2 separate regions of the Homo sapiens genome follow, and region 2 is linked to region 1. The links are chromatin loops, found by intact Hi-C in ENCODE. Cell type or tissue: Calu3. All regions are shown on one strand. Each heading gives the region's core, and the rest is flanking DNA. Links, peaks and the distances in the headings are about the cores only. Region 1 overlaps RBM15-AS1 (RBM15 antisense RNA 1). Region 2 overlaps KCNC4 (potassium voltage-gated channel subfamily C member 4).

Region 1 (9,863 bases), core at 1,018-9,017:
GGGGGTCCTTCCGCTTCCACTACTCTGTGATGCCTGCTGGGTGGGGTCTTCGGTGAGGCACATGCTCCAGCGAGTCTAAACTGCGTTAGAAGTAGTTTCTTAAACTACCTTAGTCAAGTGCTCATCAAGCCACAAATGAACAGCTGCCTCCTGCCTTGAGCCCGATGCCTGGATTATTCATCCTTTTTGGCTTTCAGATCCTCTTTTTGGATCCAGGCAGATACTGCTCCTTCCACAGCCACCTTAGTTTGTAATGTCATCTTCCCAGTCACCCCCTCCCCACTCCTGGCCCTTTTCTCTTTTTGGCTGGGCACATCTACCTCTTCTCCAGGCCCCTCCTTTCATCCTGGATAGAGTCTCTGGGGCATGGCTCCAGGCTTCTCTTGCTTCTAATCAGTTCCTTTCCCCCTTATCCCAGCAGCCTCACATTCATTTTGTTGGCTCCTCTCCATTTTACTGAGCTTTCCTTAAAATATCTCCTTCCTTTTTATCTATCTCTGTTCCATCCCCTTGGAAGTGTGGTCTTTAGTAGGCCCTTGTTTCTCATGCCTCCTGGGGCTCTTTCCTTCCTCATTATGACCATCCACCTTGTCCAGGCACCACCCTGCAGCTACTAGAATACATATCACTGATGGAGTGTGGAATATGTGCCAGGCACTATGTAAATGCTTTGCCTGCATTTTTTCACTTCATTTCCTCATAATAACCCCTTGACAGCAAATGCTATCACCCCCTTTTAGAGTGAGGAAACTGAGGGAGAACCACAGAGGTTGAGTAATTTGCCCAGAGCCACAGTCCGTGGGAGGAGGAATTCCAATCCAGCTCTCTCATGCTCCCTGTTCACCCTGCCTCACACACACTCCAAGTCAGCAGATATTTATGAAAAGTCTACTGCATACAAAGTGCTGTGGGTAATAGTTATGTGGGGAGGAAACAGAAAGAAAATAAGATTCTGTCTATGCCCTCAAAGAGCATCGCCTAGGGTAGGAGACATGCATACGTATGTATAACACTACATGGAAAGCCTAAGGGTTAAACATAAGCACAGTTTCTGAGCGCTTAGGAGAGGGAGTGGCCTAGCATGAGAGATGGGAATCTCCCTACAGGAGGCTCTTGCTTCTTTGAATCAAAAATCTAAACATGGAATGAGAGTGCATTTCAGGCAGGGATGCTCCAATCACGACAGGAGAGCAGGATTTGTTGCAGGGCATCTTAGATGTTCAGTACTTGAGCTCCGCATCAGATTCCTGATCACGTTGGCCTTGGACAAGGAATCTAACATCTTGAGGTATCAGTTTTTTAATCTGCAAATTGGAGGATGCATACTACCTGCGTCATAGGAGTGCTGGGAGGATTAATTGAGATAGCACATTTTGAGTAAAGAATTGAGCATAATAATGGGTATGTTTTAAGTGCTCAGTGATTATCATTCCCATAACCTTTCTTCTTGCCACAAAGTTTCCCACTCCTATGCGGTGAAAAAGGGCATTTATTGAATATCTCCTTAGAATGAGGTGGCTTCACATGGGTTAATTCATTCAATTCTCATAACAAAGCTGTAAGTTTTGTTTGGTGTAGTTGGTTGTCATCATTTTAACAAATGAGGGAACCCAGGCCTGGAGGGCTCAGCAATTTGCTCAAGGTCATCTGGTTAAGAGAGCCTTCATCAGGACTCCAGTGGCTCTGCCTGGCTCTGTAAGGCCATGTATTTTCCCTCTGCATGAGTCACCAAAAAGTCCTGGAGTGGAGTCACCAAGCGGAAGTGGAGGCATCAAGATCCAGGTGGACCTCAGAGTACATCAGGCCCCAAGATGTGGGCCTGTGGAAGGAGAGAGCCTAGAGGACTACTTTAAGTTAATGCTAGGCATTCTCCTGGTGACCCTGTGAATACTGAGCTATTTTCCTGCTCACAGTGGGGATAGGCAACCAGAGCATCTGGTTTTCCCTGAAAATGTCTACATTTCCACCAAAATCTGGCCAGTCTGCATGTGATAAAGGTAGGAGGATGTTGTCTACCCTTGCTACAAGGTAATAGGAGGACACTGGGAGTTGGCATCTTGATGTAATAAACACAGGATTCGAAGATAGATAGACATGGGTTCAAATCTCAACCCCAAGCCTTGGAAGCTGGGTGACCCTGCATGAGGCACTTCTGAGTGGCCCTTGCTTTTCTGTCTCTAAACACGGATGATCATAATCATACCAGTCTCCACTGACTCCAGACAGTGGTCATTAGATCCAATGAGTCAACACATGGGAGTACACTTTACAGAGTCAGTTATAACCAGGCATTAGCTGTCAAATGAATGAGTCCGGTATCTAGGAGAGTTCACTGCCTGAGGAAGGAAATCCAACCAATCCCCTGCCTGAGAGCCGAGAGCAGCCAGCTCTAAGGCACCTCCTGGAAGATCTTGCAGCCCTCTGGCACTGAGTTCTTTCTTCTCCAACTTCCTACCCCCACATGTTTATAGTCCACACCACATCTAGTTCTCACAGTTCAGAAAGTCCTCCAAGCCAGCCCATCTGAATCCTTTAATGACCTGCTCCTTCCCTGCTTGCTTTCCTTTGCAGAGCCTCCTTCTATCAATACTTTCCCCCTCACATGGAATCCATCCTCACACAGGCCTTTCAGGAGGAAACTTCCCCTGGGCCCCTGACCAGTGTTTCTTTTCAGAGCTTCATCATTTCCCAGGTGGCTGAGGTTGTAGATTTCAAAGCAAGGCCACAGAACGTAAGCTCCGGGCTGGTTTTCACTGCTTCTGCCAGCCCTGCTGCTTACCCTCACACGTCCCTGAAAAGCTTTGGCTGGAACCAGATGCCAATAGGCTAAGGTCCCTGTTGCCTGGCCCTCCACAGCATCCAAACCAGCAAACCAGGGGCTTCCCTGGGGCCGAGTGACCTTCTCTGGGAAGTAGGCCAGAGCTCAGCAAAGTGCTGCCTCTTCAGCCACTGTGACTGTGTGACGCCTGGGCTGAATCCCAAAGAACGAGGGCCCAGCTCTGCGGCTGAGAATCTCAGTAGGGGCAGGGCTACAGGGACCTCCATGGTCAGCAAGCTCAACCTTGTCATTGTCCAGAGGAGGATACTAAGGCCCAAAGAGGCTTGGCAATGTGGATAAGGTAGCAATCTGATAGCAGAGATGTGCTAGGCCATGGTCCTCTCTCCCAGCCCAGGGCTATTTACACCACCCAACAGCTCCTAGTGCCTGGACAAGAAGACTCCAAAGCCCAGCTTCCGATTCTTTCCTTTTGAGTTGCTCTTTGGCTTTCCCAGGGAAGAAGATGGCTGTTTAATTTATTCATCCTTCCAATTTCAGATTAAGAGGGACTGGAAAGAACAGGAGCTATAAGGTAAATACTATTAGTGTCCCTATTTTATAGATGGGGACACTGAGACTTGTAGATATCAAGTATCTTGCCTAAGGTCCCACAGCCAGTACATGGTGGTGCTGGAATTGCAATGCAGGTGACTGGCTCTATCACATTGTGCTGCCAGCACTACACACCTGGTGAATTACCCCTCAACCTGAGAAGCACTTGCTGCTCCTTGGAGCCCTAAAGGATAGGCTGGAATGAGGAAAACTCAGTCTGTCTCCCATCTGGGGTTGGGTAACACAAGCAGTGGCTAGAGTTTAGTAGAGAGGATGTATCCAAAGAGAAATCCCCAAGGAGGCAGAGAGACTCCAAGATTTGAGCAGCTCACCATAGGGATCGAGCCACTTTCTCCAGATGGTCACAGATGAGGATTCTAGCAGCAATTGCAAATGAGAGGAACTTTACCTCTCCTGGTTCCACAGTTCTCTGAGCCTCAGTTCTATTTATTTTTTAATCAGTAAAACTGGGAACTCAAATTACTTGTCCAAGATTCCTTCCTCATCAATAGCAAACAAGTATTGAGCACGGTGCTGAGAGCCTTTACATAGCAGCATCAGCACCCACCATCCCTCCTGGAGAGGAATGGGCAACAAAGTCCTTGCTTCAATGTCTTAGATTAGTTGAGAAAACACATTTTGAAGAGTGCATAAACTGGTCCTTGCTTGCAGGTTCAAGTGGCCCTTCTAACCGTCAGAGTCCATAAATGGAATGGGAATTTGGGGAATGGCTCCTTCCCATTCCATCCTCCAGTTTCCTCCCATTCCAGGCCTATTTCACCTCCCTGATTTCTTAACCCTCAGACTTCAAGAGGCCACGCGAGCCTTCATACACTGCGCATCTTTCTGCAGCAGGACTCTATGGGGGCCAGAGAAGCCTGGGGAGAGGTGGCTCCACGTGCTTTACCCAGAACAGCATTCCTTCAGGTTGAGTTCACCCTGCCCAGACTGACAGCATGGTGGGCATCCACTCTTCGCTTCCATTCTCAAAAAAACATCTGCTTCAACTGTTATCCCAAGCACACAGTCCCCCGACCAGGATGAGAGAGAGCTGGGAAGGAGAAAGAATCGCAATCTGCACACTTGCTTCATTATTCCACTTAATACTCACAGTAGCACCACCAGTTTATAGAAAAGGAAATCAAGTCTGAAAATGACTTACCCAAGGTCCCATGACATATAGATGGAAAACCAGGACACAAAGGCAAATCTGACTCCAAACCTGCCTCCTAACCACTCAGGTATCAGATTTGGCATTCACCCATTCATATCCAGAGAGTTAGCCTTTTATGCACTTCCAAATGGGGGTTTCAGCCCAGCCTAAGGAGAGCCTCAAACTCCTTTAGTGAAGTCCAGGCATTCTCTGAAGCAAACGGCCCCACCCATCCACCGTGGCAGGCCTGGCCTCCCATGGCTCCTCTGTGACATGTAGACTGGGCTGTCCCTGTTACTTGAAACACTTTGCTGGGAAGAGATCCCTTCAGCCTTCTCCCTGAGCCATCGCATGTTATCAGCCTCATCCTTCCTTCCTTCCCCATGCAGGAGGGAGCGACTTTGCCAGTCCAGAGGTCTGAGGTCTCAGCCTTGCCAGGTGACATCTAGGGCCTCATAGCCCTTGCTGGAGAGGTCCTTGCTGGAGAGGCCCTTGCCGGAGAGGCCCAACATGCTCACAACCCTCGGAATGTTTGCAGCTTGGCAGGACTGAGTGACCCAGTTTCCCCGGCAGGGAAGCTCACTTGGCTAGTGGGCTGTGCAGGGTTTGGCATCTGCACGTCTCTCCTGCCCTCTGCTGGTCACCAGGCAGGAGGCTTGCCAGGGCAGGCAATCCCACACTGTGTCCGCTGTGGGAATTGACTCTCAGGCCTGTAAATATTTGCTGAATTAACTGAATGAATGAGTGTATCATGTACAGTTCTAGGCTTTAGGGCCTAAAGTGGCCGAAGAGACAGGAGCTACTCTGGGAAAAGAGTGAATTCTGCTGAGCTGGGCCTGTGTTCCCAGCAGGCCTCCCCCTATACTTTCCTCCTGCGTCCCTGCATAACCAGCTCTCCGCTCCCTCAGAGGCGCTCCCCTCCCTCACAGCGTGCTGCCATTCTAGGATGAATTAGATCTTCCCAGGCCCAGGTCAACTAGTTTCATCACCACCTGACTCGTTACATTTCCTCTACCACATTCCCATGGAGTGGTCTCAAATCTCTGTTTGAATGCCTCCAATGGCAGGCACTCACTATCAGGTAGCCCTTTCCACTTTCCGAGAGCTATAATCAAAAGAATGCTCTTCTTTTTTCACACTAAATCAGCCCTGACACTTCCACTTAGAGACCCAGTTCTTACCTGTTGGTCACTCAGAAGTCTGACCAGGCCACCCTGTGACAGCCTTTCAACTCCTTGAAGACGGCAGTCATATTCCTGAGACTTCTCTTCTCTCCCCGCAAACACACTGGGCTCTCTACTTCCTGCCATTTATCTTAGTAAGTCTGGAAGACTCGGACAATGACTCTCCAGTGGTGGAATTCTAAAAGATGAAGGTATTTTCAGTCTGAAGACTTTCTGCACTTGAACTTAGCCAAAAGGCCAAGAAGCGAGTCTGAAGACCTTCTGAAAGGCAACTTTCTGTCTACTCTAGGAGAAGTCCTAAATCACAAAATGGGATAATTATTTGGCCACAGCTTGCAAATTTACAAAGCTCTTTCATAGGCCACCATCTCAGTGTGTAAAAGTATCATCATCCCAATTTTAGGGATGAAAACAGCAAGGCCTCACAGAGGAAAAATGCTTCACTGGTGATCATACAGGAAGCAAAAGCTAAGTGGTACTCAGACTCAATCTTCTGATTCCAAGTCTACCATTCTTTATACAAAGGCATTGCTGCTTCTGCCTTTTGAGAACGTAAAAAGAAAAAAAAAAGGCAGATAACAAGTATTGAGCACTTACTATATGCCAGACATTGTTCTAAGGGGCTTAATATTTATTAACTTCATGTCCAAAATGACTTTGTAAGGTATGTATGTACACTTATTATTATTCTAATTTTATTTTCCAGGGTTAGTACATTCAAAATCCAGGACACTAACCAGTGCAATTCAGCTCAAGAACTAACACTTAACCACATCACCATGGCTCTCCATGCTTGCCTAAGTTTATACATACATCCATCTTTGTTTCTCTCCTTGCCTCTCATTTATCGGACCAATGATACTGTGGAGAAAGTTAAAGAAGAGTTCCCCAGTGGTGGGAGTGGGGAGACTTTCCTTCCTTTCAAGGCAGTGAACCAGAGGCAGTGAATCCTAGCTCTGCCACTTTTCAGCAAGTGACCTTGGGCCAAGTTATTCAACCTCCCTCCTCTCCTCGGTTTCATCATCTGTAAAATGGAGGTGCCACCAGCACCGACTTCATTGGGTTTCCGTGAGTTATGAGTTAATGTTTTTGTAAAGTGGTTAGAGAAGTGAATTTCTATTACTAAATTTGGACCCTCGGCTGTTTGAGGTGACTGGGGCAAAGTCTAGAGGGTGGGTAAAAGCAGGCACCATCCTGTGGGAACACAGAAGGAAAGAGCCCTGGAGCCCAGACGGAGGATGGGCTGGGGGAGGTGGAGTGGAGAGAGAAACTGATGGAGAACTGGGATGACTTTTGGTGGGATCTGACCCTTTCATGGAGTCACAGTTTCTCTGAGTTAAAAGTATCTTTCTAGGGCATCTAATCCAGCCAAGCAGTGGAGCAGGCACAAGTCTCCAGTCTCAGCCAGAGGCCTTGGAAGATGAAGAATTCCATTTCCTAAGACTGGGGGCACACTGCATTAAAATAAATGACACTTGGTAGGCTGGAGTTGAGGGAGGTTCTCTCTGGCCTCTTGAAGAAACTAGACAGCAGGGATATAAGGTCCAGATGCCTTTACACCTGGCCTCAATTTGGTCTCATATTCTGTTTTCAGGAACAATACAAATCTGTAGCAGAACTACATGAGTTCCAAGCTGATAGCACACTGATAATAATAGCTAATACTTATGAGGGATTCCCATGCACTAGATGCAATTCTGAACGCTCACTTGTGTTAGCTCATTTAATTTTTACATCATTGCTTTAACGGTATTAGCCCCACTTTACCCAGGAGGAAATGGATGCACTGGGAAGTTCAAACACTTGATCATCATCATGCAGCAAGTTGTGATCAAAATCAGAGGATGAGAACCAGACCCTCTGACTCCAGGAGCAGTATTCTTAACTATTATAAAAAGCCAGCCATAGGCGGATCACTTGAGGTCAGGAGTTCAAGACCTCCCTGGCCAACATGGATGGTGAAACTCCGTCTCTACTAAAAATAAAAAAATTAGCCAGTCGTGGTGGCGGGCACCTGTAATCCCAGCTACTCAGGAGGCTGAGGCACGAGAATTGCTTGAACCCGGGGGGCAGAGGTTGCAGTGAGCTGAGATTGCACCACTGCACTCCAGCCTGGGTGACAGCGAGACTCCATCTCAAAAAAAAAAAAAAAAAAAAAAACCCAGCCATTATCCTCATTTCAGAAATTATTGAAATTGTGTATTAAAGAATATTCATTTTGAAAAAGTAACCAAATCTTTAAAGGCTTCAGAGAAGCAGATTTCTCTTGTAGCTTGTGGCAGCATTTTCTCAGAACTGGACGGGGCCACCAGTAGCGTCCTTCATTCCTATATCCGGGTGCTTGTTCCATGCAGTCATGGTATTAGGTTCTGGGGATGCTGCACACAGTGACACACACTCAGTCACTGCCCTGATGGGGTTTTTACAACCTGGTGAGGCAGAGAGATACTGGTCAAATAGTCACACCAACATATAATCCACAACTACAATAAATGCTATGAAGGAAAAGACTAGAATGCTCTAAGAGTGCATTATGGGTAGCAAGAACTGCCCTAGACTGGGGTGTGGGGTGGGGGAGGGATGTGTCAGGAAAAACTTTGCCTGTAGGTTTTTATATAAAAGAATGTCTTTGGGCTGGGTGCAGTGGCTCACGCCTATAATCCCAGCACTTTGGGAGGCTGAGGAGGGAGAATTGCTTGAGCCCAGGAGATTAAGACCAGCCTGGGCAACATAGTGAGACCTTGTCTCTACGAAAACAAAAAATTAATTAGCCAGATATGGTGGCACATGCCTATAGTCCCAGCTACTTGGGAGGCTGAGGTGGGAGGATCACTTGAGCCCAGGAGGTTGAGGCTGCAGTGAGCTATGATCAGCCACTGCACTCCAGCCTAGGTGACAGAGTGAGACCCTATCCCTTAAAAATATATATATTTTTCTAAGGTTATTTCTGAGTTAGTGTAAATAATGGACATGGACTCAAGTTTCAATTAGAGTTTCAATACTTAGACACAGGAAAGCTTCACCAAGAAACTTCTGAGACTGCATAGTCCTGGGGTAAAGAGGGTCAAAAATGCTTCTGGGGTGTCCATAGTGAGCTGGCATGAAGGAATCTTCATTGATCCCAGGAACTTACAGTGCTCTGGCTTTTGTTTCTAGAAATGACAATCCCTACACATTCACGGCATGCCCCACCCAGCCTTTAGTAGCAGAGTGATGTTAGGAGCCCTGGCTGGCTCTGGAGCCAGATGGACATGTGGTAAATTCCTTAATTTCTAGAGTCTTCAGTTTCTACTCTATAAAATGGGTTGATAATAATATCTACTTGCAGGGTTAATGTGAGACATAAATGAGATAAGACATAGGAGGTACCTGAGAATTATGTGGATCGCAGCAAGTGTTCAATCAATGTTAGCTAGTATAGCCTCCAACTCTAACTACAAACGGGCAGGATAGTGAGATGAACCTGTATTTATCTCAAGATAGAACATGGAATTTCATTTCTTTCTAAGCAAACCATTGCTTATTTCCACATCATTGTTTCCTTCTTTTCTTCCTTCCTTTCCTATTTACCTGCCAATTTACATTATCTAATTTTATAAACCTTCATGGGAAAAGGTCACGTGACAAAAAATTGCTTGGTATTTCCTATGTGAAAAGACAAAAGAGAATCAATATGGAAATTGAATTCTGTTCAACATTCCCAATGGTTATTTATAAAATTTACCCAGAGGGAGAGAAAGAATTCTAAATATAAAAATCACATAGAAATTTCCATTTAGGGAGCCCCAAAGTACTTTATTTTTAATGTATTATTATGATTGCAGAGGCTATTGTTAAATTTCAGATGCTGAGGTAACGCTGTGGGGGTGGCAAGAAAACCTGCAGGTGGATTTCACCCACAACATCTCTGGGGCCCGGGGAAGGGGCCCGGGGAAGGGGGTCTTCATGAGTGGCTTTCAGAGCTCAACCACACTCTAAGAAGCTACCTTGATGGTGGCTCCGGGCAGTGCACTTCAGAAATGTTTTTCTCTCTTTCCACATTGGAAATGAATCGATAAAGAAAAATATGACTCCACAGGGGATTCCTGCTTAGGTGTGTCCTGTGTGTGTGTGAAAGCTGCATCCAGATTCCTGACCCTCTGAGGGCAGGAAAGCA
Region 2 (12,647 bases), core at 2,225-10,224, 78 kb before region 1:
TTACAGCTTGCCCTACCCTCTGAAAAAGTTCCTGCTCACCCCCTTCCACCCCCTCACCGGCCCACCCCCTGGTCACTCTGCCCCTTAGCTGCACCTTCCCCTCTGGGCACACGCGCACAAACAGGCACCCTTCCATGCCCTCAGCGCTCACTCCCCAGGGCCCACGCGGGCAGCAGGAGGGAGCAGGGGGGAGCAGTCAGGACAGAGGAGAACTTAGGCCCCCGAGCCTGCCCTCCATAGCTCCAAGCTTCCCAAAAGGTTCAGCTCTGGAACCGGAGAGCAAAGGGGAAAGCAATCCCAGAGCTTCTCCCCATATTGGCCTCTTCCTGGGCTGTAGGTGCACACCCCGGACCTGTCTTTCGGCCTTGCCTTCCTCTCGGGGTCCCACCAGGGCCAGTCTCAGCCACCAGGCGTTTATGTGTGCACAGAGCGCCTGGGGCCAGTCAGCCTTGTTGGGGAGCCACGCCTATGTTAATATCTTTAATCACTGTGAATGTATTTCCATTCCTCATAGCCTTTAACCAGTAGCCGAACAGCCTGTCTGTCTGTCTGTCTGTCCACCCCACACCCAGACCAGCAAGGAACAAGGCTGTTATGTCGGGCATCTCTGCTGGTGTAAAGGTGGTTTGACTCCTTGGAAGAGCAGTGCCTATGGGCAGTGCTGCCCTGGGAGAAGAGGCCTGATGTTTTCTATCCCTGGCTTGGGGCGCAGGTAGGGGTCCCTAGCGTTGTAGCTTCAGGCTTGGTGCAGGCCGTGGGCGGGCTGCCTAGGCGAGGGAGGCCCTTCCCTCAGGAAGCCTCTGCCCAGATTCAGTGGTGACTCCCACTGGCGGCACCTGGTGTCCCTTCTGCGCCCCGAGCTGCAGCATCGCTCTCCACGCTGCTTCCTCTGCTTCTGCGACAGTTCTTCTTCCCTCTCCCTCTCCCTCAAACTCCCAGCCCTGCCTCTGAGTCACCTGCCATTCCCACCCAGCCTCTGCGCTCTGTATTCCTGCCAGAACCGGAGACTCATCTAATTTCTATAATTAAGTGTATTCATTTACCTAACGAGCCCAGGAGCACAACAGGTTTGTGAGTCACTGGGTGAGCAGGGGTACACCTTGCGCAGGGGCAGCTGAGGGGAAGTGTGGGGACAGAAGCCATCTTGCCCCCACCTGCTCCTGCCGCTCCCGGGAAGGGGGCCCTCCACAGCCTGAGGAACAAGGTTGCCTCAGCCAAGACGTTTCCTCTTTCACCTGATGGGAATTAGACCTGACAGCAGAGCCGTGCGCCTGGCAATTTTTAGAGTCAGATTATGCAATTTTGCGGAGAGAATGACTAAGTAAGGTCCAGATCTGCTCCTTCCATGGTCAGCAAAGATAGGATGGCAGGGCAGCGTCGGGGCTGGGCAGAGGCTGGGAAATCTGAGGCTCCCCAAAAGGCGGACTGGGCAGAGCAAATTATTGCATGGGGTTGGGGGTGTTGTGTAAAGCCTGTGCCCGGAGTGTCCCCATCTCGGCACCTCCCTCAGTCTTGGGCAGACACAGAAATGTCCTTCTGGAAAGGTCTGTTCAGAGTGGGCACTGGGATACCCCCACCCTGCAGTGGTTTGTGGGGCCTGCCTCCCACTTGCTCTCAGAATGAAGTGACCTGACCCATAAGAAGTGAGAAGAGGGGATGTGGGGGCCTCCATGCAACTGCCCTTCAGGAGGGAGCAGGCCCTTGAAGTGACAGGGATGGGGAAGCCTGTGGAACAGGATGGAGATGCGAGGGCCCCTCCCCCAACAGCGAGAGGACTCCCTGGCATGGAGGGCCTGGGCTCTGACAGGGACACAACGAGCCGGGTGTGCAGGTTCACAGGGATGCCACCACTGTTTTCTCCTCTGACTTGCCTTTCTGGTTCAGGGAACCGAGGCCGCTATTTCTGTGGCAGCCCTCAAGTTGTCAGGAGCCCAAGTTTCCACGGCACCCACCGCCTCCTTCCCTCTCTTCCCTCCCACAGGGCTGGGTCTGGCTCATGGCACCCCTACGGTGGGCACAGATGTCCCTGGGCGACAAGATGCAGCATTGCCAGGCTGGAGCCCTAATGCCTCGGGGAGCTGGCTCCCACACATCCCTCCTGGCTCTCTGGCTTCATCTGGGAGAGATAGAACCCAGATAGCAGGAGGGCTGAGTAGACTGTCTGCCCTTACAACCTCTCAGCACCTCTGGGCCTGCCCAGGGCCCTGGGAAAGGGCAGGGTGAGCCCAGGCATTTGCAGAACCCCTGCATACCAGGCACTGCCACAGGAAGTGGCTGCCTGTACAGGCGTCAGGCTCACCCAGGCCTTGAGCCTCCCTCCTTGAGAGAAGGCTCTCTCCCACCCACCATCTGAGAGTAGAGTTTGTTTTCCTTGGGCTAGACTTGGACCTGCACCCACTACTTTGTTGTCAGATGCCTTTCCCCTGCAGCTGGAGCTCAGCCCCTTCCCACAGAACTGGGAGGCAGTCTGGGTAGGAGTTCACAACCTCGCCTTCCAGTCTGTAGCAGGGTTACTGGCAACCTAGAGACCAATTTTCAGGGCTTCTGAGAGGTAGAACCAGAAGGAAGGGCACTGCAACCTAGAAGCTGGCTGACAGGAGCCAGAGGGGAGGCCATGGACTGGCTGCAGGGCCCAGGCTGCCCTTTCACAGAGCTTCCTGGGAGAGGAGGGCCTGCTCTGCTCTGGCCAGCGTCACCCTCTGAAATCCCTGCCCCACCCCTGGTGGGTCAAATAGGTAAGAATCCAGGATGAGATTCCTAGGAAGACCCCTCCCCAACTCTCAGAGGTCCCTGAGGATGGAGAGTCCATGGAAGCCAGTGGAAAAGCAATCTAAGGCCATTATCTCAGTATGGGCTGCTCTGCTCCCTGGCTTCTGGGACACTTGACAGCCTTGCTGTGACTCCTTCTGTCTCATCCTAGACCCATCCTAGACCCCTCAGTAGCCCAGGCATTCTCACCGGTGCATCTTAGGGCCTAATTGCCTACTGGGAGCCCAGAGGCACTTCCCTGTCCCCTAATGAGTGGGGATCAGTGGCAGGTGTTGCTTAAGTTACGCAGACAGGAGTACAGGGCAAGACCACAGCTCTGTCTGCGTGTCCTCAGAAATGGGGCTCTGAAGAACCCTGAATTCCTCTGATTTCAAGGATAGTACTCAGAGGCCCAGAACACTTGTAGGCAAAGGGGCAGTGTTTAAGGAGGTGGCTGGGGCATACAGTCTTAAGAAGATGGAAACAGCATCACCCCAAGATGAGGACACCCCTTCCCTAGAAAGGTGATGGAGGCACCCCGAAGCCCAGGATGGAAGCTGTGAGGTCTGGATGCCACATCTGCACTCCACCTTGACAGGAGGCCTAGCCCTAGACCTCAGACCCGAGAGCTGCAGGGGTTGTCCCAGCGGGTCTGGAACTCCCACCTCCACTGTTGACCCAGATCTGCAGCTGGGACAGCAGTACTCCTACCTGCCCTACCTGTGCTCCCACTGGTAAGGTAGGGGAAGGAAAGGCCCAGGTGGTAGACATCCCAGGCTGAGGGTGGGATCCCAAAAGGGCTCTCTGAGGGGTTGGGTTTCTCAATAAGGTACTATTTCCTGACCTTCTCTCCTGAGACAGGCACATTCGTCCTCCGTGACCTTCCCCTTCAGCATTCACCTGAGGCTGCATGCCCTCCAACTGCTGGGACTCTGTTCCTGCCACATTGAGGAAGGGGGCTGGGCACGACATGGCATCATACTCAGGAGCCTTCTTCACCAGCTCCTTGGGACAATGGAATATCCCAGGGTGGTGACAGCAGATGGAGCTACTTGGGGGAGAGCTCAAGTTGGTCAGGCAACAGCTGGGGTGATGGCCTGTGAGCCACAGGCCACATCAGGAACTTTCCCCACTGCCTCCATGCAAGGCTGCAGAGCTATGGTCCCTTTCTCCACTGCACTGGAGCTTTGAAGACCTAAGAGGCTAGTGGTTCCTGGAGCTAGTGGTTACCTGAACAGGTATGGCGATGAGCTACAACATCACCTGAGTCACCAGAGTTGGGTTGGCAGAGGGGTGAAGGGTTCACCCCATTCCCTGACCCATCCATGCTCTTCCTGGCCTTTTAGCCCTGGGTTCCTCATGCCTTCCAGCTCTGCTCCTGGTCTACTCCTTAGCCCACACCCTGTGGGTCAGCAGCTGGCTTCCTTCTAACGTCTCATTCTTTGTTTCTCCCTTTCTTTTGCTGAACTCCCTGTCCCCCCAACCCCAGAAGGCAATGTTGAGCCGAAAGCGTGCGTCCCAGTGTCTCACACCTGTGCTCTTTAAACACAGAGACCTGCCAAGACGCCCTCTCGTCCAACTATGCCCAGGCTGAAGTCCTCACCCTCTCTTAAAGCGGCACCAACGTGAGAGAGACAGGCAGACAGACAGAAAGCCAGAGGCTTAGGGAAACTCTGGAACCCAGACAAGAATCTTTTCGCTGGGAAAGACTCAGATATCCTTGTTTGCACAGGACTGGTGGAAAATCTCCCATGCGACCCTCGGGGCCCAGAGCCATCTGGGTCTGATGTTCTGTTCCATTGTACATCGAAGAGATATATATGCACATATAGTATCTATATTCATACATATTATACTCTTGTGTGTAGTGCACGTGCTATTGGTGGTTTGTCTTCTTTGTTAGGCTGTGTCTCCCTAAGCCCTTGCCCCACCCAGAGTTTCCCGTCCCCTTCACTGATTTCTGTTGTTTCTGCTGACTGTGTGGGTGGAATGTCCCAAGAAAAGTGCATCTGGGAATTGCCAGTCCAGCTGGGTAGTCCCAGGCTCCTGTCTTGGGGATGTTTCCCCTGTCAGCAAGTAACCTGGTGAAGTCTATTGAAGGCCAGACTGCCCCCTAGGGTCACTGCTTCACTAGCCGCACCCCACCCCAGATTGGGGTTCTACCTCCCACCCCACATCCTCGTTGTGGGGGGACTTCCAGGGGCTCCTCTGCAGCCTCCTCCACTACTTCCTCCACCCCATCTATGTCCTTGACTTAGGGGGGCATTTTGTCTTTTTTAGATTTGATTTTGTTCTCTCTCCTTTGTCTGTTTGTTGTCAAAGATGCTGCTGGGCAGACAGGCAGGGAAAGGATCTGTCTGCCCATCTGGCCCAGGGGGTCCGAGAAGGGAAGCCTTGGGCAAGAGGAGACCAGTTGCAATACTGTACTTCCTGGTCAGTGGCCAGAGGATGCGTGCAATAGCAGAGGCCAGGTGACCCCTTCAGCCTTGGCCTCTGCCCCTCCCTTGGCCCTCCCTCCCTGCTCCTCCCTGGTGTTGGTCAGTCCTTTTCTAAAGCTGTCCCCTCGTGTGTGTCTGGGGCATGCCCAGGCTGGGCCCTGTGCCCTGTCTGCATGCCTCCAACTGTCATGCTGTGCTCGAGCCCCAATAAAGACATCTGGAGCATCCTGCTGCTCCTGCTGTGTGAGCACCTGCCTCTGCCTCTCCTTTCTGGCTCTGTGTCTATTGGGACCTCCTGGGGCTCTCACCCCTGACACCTGAGGAGTGCACACACTCAGCATAACCCCACTCCAGCAGGAATCATCAGTGTGGCCTGACCCCTGCATTTTACAGGGAGAGACTAGTGCTCAGAGAGGGCAAGTCATCTGCCCAAAGCCACACAAAGAGGACTAACCCAGGACCCCGAGACCCAAACAGTGTTCTAATATCCACTGCTGTCCCCAAGCCCCTGCCATAACATGGAAGAAAAGACTGTTCTTTGTTTAAGGAATTCCACTGCATTCCGTTTGTGCAGGGGGCCTCCCCTCCTCCCTGCAATTGTACCAGTTCTAAATGGGCCAAGACCCTGGGGACGCCAAAGTTATTGGCTGGATGGCTGATGAACTGAGGCCAACTAGAGACTGGTGGCACAACTGGGGACCACTTAGGGATGGAGAGTGAACACATCCTGGGCCTGGATAGGACGGGGAGATGGTGAGTGATGGTCAGACGTGGCCCTTGGCTCTCACTGTTGTTATCCCTCTCACGTTCACATAGGGGCACACGCAGGGCCAGCTTCATGGGTGTGCAACCTGTGCAGCCACTCAGAAGGGCCCCATGCTGGGTTTAATGCTTGGCTGTCACCATCATGAAATTAATAATGGTTGAACAGGGGCCCTGCGTTTCCATCTTGCACCAGGCTCTGGCGGGTCTGGTTGCCTGCTTGCCTCTCCTTATTCTTGTCTTACTCCTCACTCTTACTCTGGGCATCTGTGTAGGACCATAGGGGCCTCAATTCAAAGTCTTGCTTTGCTGCTTGCTAGCTGGGTGACTTGGGGGTGACTCACCGAAATGGTTTCCCTGTTTGTTAGGGAATAATGATGGCCCCTGTTTCAGAGACAGAGTGAAGAGCCTGGCCTGGTGTCATGTGTCTACCTGTGATATGACATATAGTAGCGGCACAGTGTCAGCTCCCTCCCTGCCCTGTTCCTGTCACTCTCAGACTTTTCTCCACAGACTTCTGAGATCTCCGTGTCCAGCTGCACCAAGAAAGGACAAGAACACACCCGGGAGCTGTCTTGGGCAGTGTAGAACAGCAGGGTGAGGACGGAATGGCCGAGGAGAGGGAAGAAGCCAGGGGAAGCCTGTTCCTGAAGTGTAAGGAAAGATCGGGCTTGGAGCCTGGGCCAGCCGAGGCAAGGGGGTGGCAGGCAGCCAGTGTCAATTAAAGATAAAATTTCTCCTCCGGTAGTGGAGGGCAAACAGTGGCTGTGGCCCCCCTAGACAGGAGAAAGCCATTTGCAGCCAGGCTGGCCTTGGAAAAGCTTGGCCAGGCGATAATGGGACGGGATGCGCTGCTGACTCCATAATGATATTACGCATCAGGGCCCACGGCCAAAGTGGCTGTTTTTTCTGTAGATCGATGTGGAACCATTTCATGGTCAGGGGCTGAGAACCCAGCCAGCAGCAGGGGTACTAGATGCCAGAGTGGTCCTGAGGGGACTGAAGGGGTGGCAACTGGGGTCCCCAGTGACCGTTTCAGGCTGCTGGAAGAGGAGGGGGCAGTGTGCAGGAGGGTGGAGGGGTGGACGAGAGAAGCAGCAGACTGCCCCTCCTCCCCACCTCACAGAAACAGCAGGCCGTGCTGTCAAGGAAGAAAGGGCTCTGGCTTCCTCCTGTTCCCCAAAGCTGGAGTCGAGCCCAAGGTAGGGAGCTGGTTAAAAGAACAGGACATTGTTTAAAAGAATAAGACAGACTTTTGAAGTCAGGCAGACTTGGGTTTGAGTCCTGACTCCATCACTTCCTTGTTGTGTGACCCTGGGCAAGTTACTCAGCCTCTGTGAACGTCTATTTCCTCATCTTTTAAATGTAGTATCTGCCTGAGGCCGTGTCTCTCTCATTGAGCCATGAGGAGAAATGAGTCGGCGCCTGTAAAGCCTCGCGCACAGTGCCTAGCACATAACCATTGCTAGAGGGAGAGGGGAGTATTTTGGGGCAACTCACTCCAGTAACAGATGACCAGTTTGGTTTGATGACCTCACTTTTCAGTGAATCAGCCTCATTTCACTGAAGTCCTTAGTCCTTATCTCCTTGTGAAGGAATAAGAGGGGATGATTATACCTAACAGCGAACATTTATTGAGTGCTGGGCAGTACATTTCATGCTTATAAAGATGCATTCCAAGATTGATGTTATCCTTACCTTTGTTTTACGAGGAGAAAACCAACACAACAATGTCAGGTCATTTCTCCAAAGTCACACAGCCATTAAGTAGCAAAGCTGGGATTCAAACTCAGTCTGGCTCTGTGGGTCCAATGCTTAGCCACTCTCTGAACTGAGTGGGGCTTGTGAGTCATAACCTCCAGTGTAGGAGTTTGTGCTTTTAGTGTTATTTCCTTAACTGCAATTGATTCTCATAGCAAAGGTATTGTTTTCCCCTTTTACAGATAAGAAACCAAGGCTTGGAGAAGTGAATCATTAAACTCACTCTCCCTTTTACGTGTATGTACCCCACCCCACACACACATAAAGCGAGGAGGAATGTCCTCTTGGGATTCATTCATTAATTAGCAGCAGGCAACACCCAGCTCAGTGACTGCTTGGTTCCTTCCCTCTGCGACCCCACTGGAGTTTTATTCTCTGACGCACAGAAGTGGGTAAGTGGGGGTAGGACTGCTCTGGAACCCAAGTTACATGAGGAGTGGCTCAAGCTGGAGAAGTCTTGGAAACCTGATCCCAACTACCAGGTGTTTAAAGGGTACCTGTGGGGAAGTGGGTTTAGATTCTTCTCTGATTGCAGAGAGCAGATCCGGAAATAATAGGTGGAAATGTTAGGAGGGCAGATTGGGTTTAAATTTTAAAAAATCTTTTTTTAATGAAATTTTTGATTTGTAATTTTTGTGGGTACATAGTAGGTATATATAAGAACCTTATTTTCTGTTGTTTCCCTTGCTATTATAAATTTATTACTGCCAGTCATGGTGGCTCATGCCTGTAATCCTAACACTTTGGGAAGCTGAGGAGAGTGGATTGCTTGAGGCCAGAAGTTTGAGACCAGCCTGGATAACATAGTGAGACCCCATCTCTACACAAAAAAAAAGAAAAAGAAAAATTAGCCAGGTGTGATGGCATGTGCCTGTAGCCCCAGCTTCTCGGGAGGATTTCTTGAGCCCAGGAGGTTGAGGCTGCAGTGAGCTATGATCATACCACTGCACTCCAGCCTGGGCGACAGAACGAGACCCTGTCTCAAACAAACATTTATTTAATACAAGGTATTGGAAACCATCCCCATACCAAATCAACAGGGAATCCCCTGTCACCCTTCCTCAGTCCCACTTTCCTCCCCAGAGGTGACATGGTTAACATCTGGTGTGGGTCCTCCCAGGCTTTTTGGAAAAAAAAAAAACTTTCTAACAAAATTACCAAATCAAAATGGGTTTCCCTGCGGGGTAGTGAAGTTCCCTTCCCTGAAAATGTTTGGAGACACAGTGGATGATCATGTGCTGCACCAGGGTTCGTGGGAAGTATTTCTGCTCGGCGTGGGAGGTGGAATTAGAAGACTGTTTCCAATCCTAAGACTTTCTGACTCACGTGGCACACACAGCTAGTTAGTGGTGGAGGCAGGTCCAGAACACAGGTATTCAGATGGGGTTCAGATGAACTCCTTTCCTAGCAAGATTTTCCTTAAATTCTTCTCTGCCTCTTCCCAGCCCATCAGGGATATAGGGCAGGGCAGAGAGACATCTGTGTCTCCTCTAGTCTGGAGCGAGGGGAGTGTCCTGGGCCTGGGTTGTGATGCCATCCAGTGCCCACCCTCGTGGGGCTCCTGTGGCATTATTGCAGTGAGCACTTTCTTTCCGTTCCTGGCTCCAAGCCCTGTGTGTGCATACACTGGTACCCACACAAGAGGTAGCACGTGAGCTGGCTCAGTCACTTGGGGCTGTGGTAACCGCATTCAAAATGCAGCATCATGCTAAAGAGCCGCTGGGGACTCTGGGGACAAGGCTGTCTCCGACCCAGCTTTAGGGGGTGAGGAGAGGGAGCCAAACGGCTACAGCTGCAAGTCAAAGAGGTCAGAGGCCTTCTGATGTTGGCACTGGAAGCCTCTCCTTTCTTTCCCCACAGGTTATGGGGGCTTCTCCACTCCCCGCTCTTACTTGCCTGCTTCTCCAGGGATCCCTAGAAGAGCAGTGGTTAGCAAGCATATGCTATAGCCATCAAATACGAGTCTACAGAAATGTAGGCTTCCCCTTGGGGCTGAGTTAGGGCCTCTGCTTCTGAAATGAGCAACCTCTGGTTGCTGGTGGGGGCTAGGGCTTGCTCCCTTTCTCTCCTCACATACTCTTTCCTGGGTGACCTCATCCCCTCCCATTGCCTTAAACATCTTCCAGGTACTGGTGTCATCCACTTGTGTAGTTCCAGTTCAGAAATCCCGTCAGCTCCATTCATTCATTTGTTCATTCATTCAGCAAACATATGTGGCATCTCTGTCCCAGGTACTGCTCTACAACCTGGGTGTACAATAGGGACCCAAACAGACACTCCCTTCCCCATGCACTCCCTGCTCACAGACACACCTGCGTGGCAGTGCCTGGGTGTCTTCACAGCTCCCTGATGCCGAGCTGTGATCCCACCCTTCTGCCTCCCTGGTCCCCCTCAGCGTGCTGCCACCATTCACCTTGAGGCTGAGATAGATGTTGTCAAAACCACCCTCTCATTCCTTAATTCACTCACTCATTTTTCGTGCATTAAATCTTTATTAAACACCTGTGAACTCTGTCCTCAGGGAAACAATGGTGAACAAGACCAACAGGATCCCTGCCCTCATGGGACTTACATTCTAATCAGGGAGAGAGGCCAGAAGACCAATAGATAAAAAATATCTCCCACCCGTATTCCAACCTATTACCAAGTTCTACATTTCTAGCTCTGCAGGAGCCTCCTCCCAGGTCTCCCTGGGTCCCATCTGCCCTTCTGCCACCAGTCTCCACCCAGTCACCAGAGAGAGAGCTTCTTAAAATGGAAACTGGATCAGATCATGTCACCCCTGCTTAGAACCCTGTCAATGGCTGGGTTCCCACTTCGTGTACAATCCAGACTCCTTAGGAGGGCCTGTGATGCCCTGCTGCTCCTCATGGCCTTCCTGCCTCCGCAGACCTATTCATGCCCCTGCTCTCAGCCCCTGAGACCAGCAGCTCACTTTCCTGTCAGTTTCCCACACATCCCCAGCTCTCTCACCTTCAGTGTTTTTCCACTTGCTTTTCCCTCACGGGGACCACTTCACCCCAGTCCAGCCCCACCCCACCTCCTTCTCTTGGCTGAGAAGGCCTGGCTGTAAATTTCACTTTCTTGGTGAGGCGTTTTCCCCTCACACATCCACGCCCCTCTGCCTCTGTCAGTTTCCATCACTGCAGCCAGTGCATTTTCTTCATGGTACTTACAGTCCTTTGTAACTATGAATTGTGTATTGCCTGCTTCCCTGTAAGTTGCTAGGGCCTATAGGGGCTCGGTAAATATTTTATGAACAAATGAATGAATGGGCTGGAGATAGGCCTGGCATGAGCAGCTGCTGAACTCCATCCTCTCTTATTCCTCGCAAGCTGTCTCCAGCTGGCTTTTGCACCTCATTTCTAGGGCATTCCTGGGAGTCCTTGGGGAATAACATGAACGCTCTTCTTTTTACATTATGCATTTCCTGCCTGAGAAACTGTCAGAATAATGAGGAAGCCTTGGAGAGAGAGTTCCCATAGCCCTTCCTCTCTCTTCCTTTTAGAACCTACCATTTTCTACCTGGTACTTTTTGGTACTTGTCAAATTCCCCTTCCCACAGTGGCGAGTTGCTCAGAGGTGCTGGTTCATCCCAGCTCCCACTCGAGGGCCTAGCTTAGTGGTCCATGCAGAGTAGGTGCTCAGCGAAATGTTGAAGTGAATGAAGGATATGGTGAGAAAGGAAGCAATGAGTAAGAAGGAAGAGTGAGAAAGAAGGAAAGAGGAAGAGGAGGGAGGGGCAAAGGGGTTGATGAAGAGTGAAGAAGCAGAGGGAGGGAAGTGAGGTCAGGGAGTGGGAAACGGGGAAAGAGAACCCTGGCCCGGTGTCCACCTCAAGCCAGCACCCTACCCCACTCCTTCCAGTCTTCCTGGACTCGGAGCCTCCCAGGCCTGCCCCAGCCTTAGGTGGGACAGCAGGGTTCCTCCAGCCTGCCACTGACACCAAGGGCACCCTGAACTCAGCTCAGACCCCAGGCTGCCCGGAGCAGGAGAGACTGCTCCTGAAGAGACTTCTGCAGGGACGAGAGCCCAGGATTCCTTAACCTGAGGCCCAGCTCCATCCCTGAGATCCCTAGAGACTCCCCTCAGCTCCCCTCCCCTCAGCTCCTCATATTGAGCCCCTGATCCAAGGACGATTAACTCCAAATCCAGCATCAGTGATCAAATGTTCATAGCAAACAAAGGAAAACAAACACCACCTTTCCTCCTTGCCTCAGCCCTGGGGCCCCAGAGGCTTGGCTCAGAGACAGGTGCCCTGCCTCCTCCCCACGCCCGGCACAGGCCTGCCAGCTGCCCCTCGAGAAGACCAGGGGCCAGCCTCAGAGGCCCGGAGGATCTGTTCCCAGAGTAGCTGTTGCCACAGTGACCCTCCCTGGGGTGGTGGCTCCTAAGCTGCCATGGGAGGCAGAGCTGTGCCACTACCACGACGACCACCACCACCACCAGGGCTGCCACCACAGCAAAGCTGCTCCTGGGGCCTCCCTCCTAGTTAGGCTGCCGAGAGACCAGTCTGTGCTATCCTCTCACCATGCCAGGCAGCCACAGTACCAGGGAACAGGAGTCACAATCAGCCCCCTTCCAACACCCCGGCAGCATCCCGCTGTCTGCCCCAGGACCCGCTCTTCCCCTGAGGGGATGACACTGCCCCCCTGGAAAATTGATTAGGGACCTCATTTCTGTCAGCACCCCACTAGAGATGGCAACCAGCTCCCAGGGCGCCTGGGGGCGGGATGTTGAGGGCAGCAGGGAGGTAAGAAGGCTCCAGTGATACCAGGCTCCCTCTGGGCCTCGGTGCTAGGTGGTGACAAGCTGGGTTTCCCTGGACAGGACTGGAAAGTTGCTCTCTAATACTCTCTATCTTTCTGCTTGGGTTCTTTCCCACCCCTGCCAGAGGCTCTTGCTAACTACTGTCCCCTTACATACTGGCACCTAAAC

Evidence for each region. Peaks named below come from ENCODE experiments on the same cell type or tissue, not always from the same donor. Only the 100,000 strongest peaks of a DNase experiment are listed, where the experiment ranks them.
Region 2: a loop joins it to region 1, with 8 times the contacts of the local background. A loop is called at or near these places in 4 of 110 quality-filtered maps.

The regions. Positions count from the first base shown.
Region 1 is chr1:110,307,616-110,317,478 of GRCh38, forward strand. All of the region lies in intron 2 of RBM15-AS1 (RBM15 antisense RNA 1), which reads right to left. Among named protein-coding and RNA genes, the nearest start is that of RBM15-AS1, 27 kb to the right of the region's middle. In Calu3, for the core only: CTCF peaks have their summits at 5,163 (motif pointing left) and 5,395; a DNase peak (open chromatin) is centred at 5,146.
Region 2 is chr1:110,228,612-110,241,258 of GRCh38, forward strand. It overlaps KCNC4 (potassium voltage-gated channel subfamily C member 4), which reads left to right. Exons shown (of 4, transcript NM_001039574.3): 4 at 4,300-5,433. The coding sequence ends at 4,361. Among named protein-coding and RNA genes, the nearest start is that of KCNC4, 25 kb to the left of the region's middle. RefSeq lists enhancers at 6,311-6,811, 6,812-7,312 and a silencer at 7,824-7,933. In Calu3, for the core only: no CTCF peak of the experiment used is centred there; DNase peaks (open chromatin) are centred at 7,130, 7,760 and 8,020.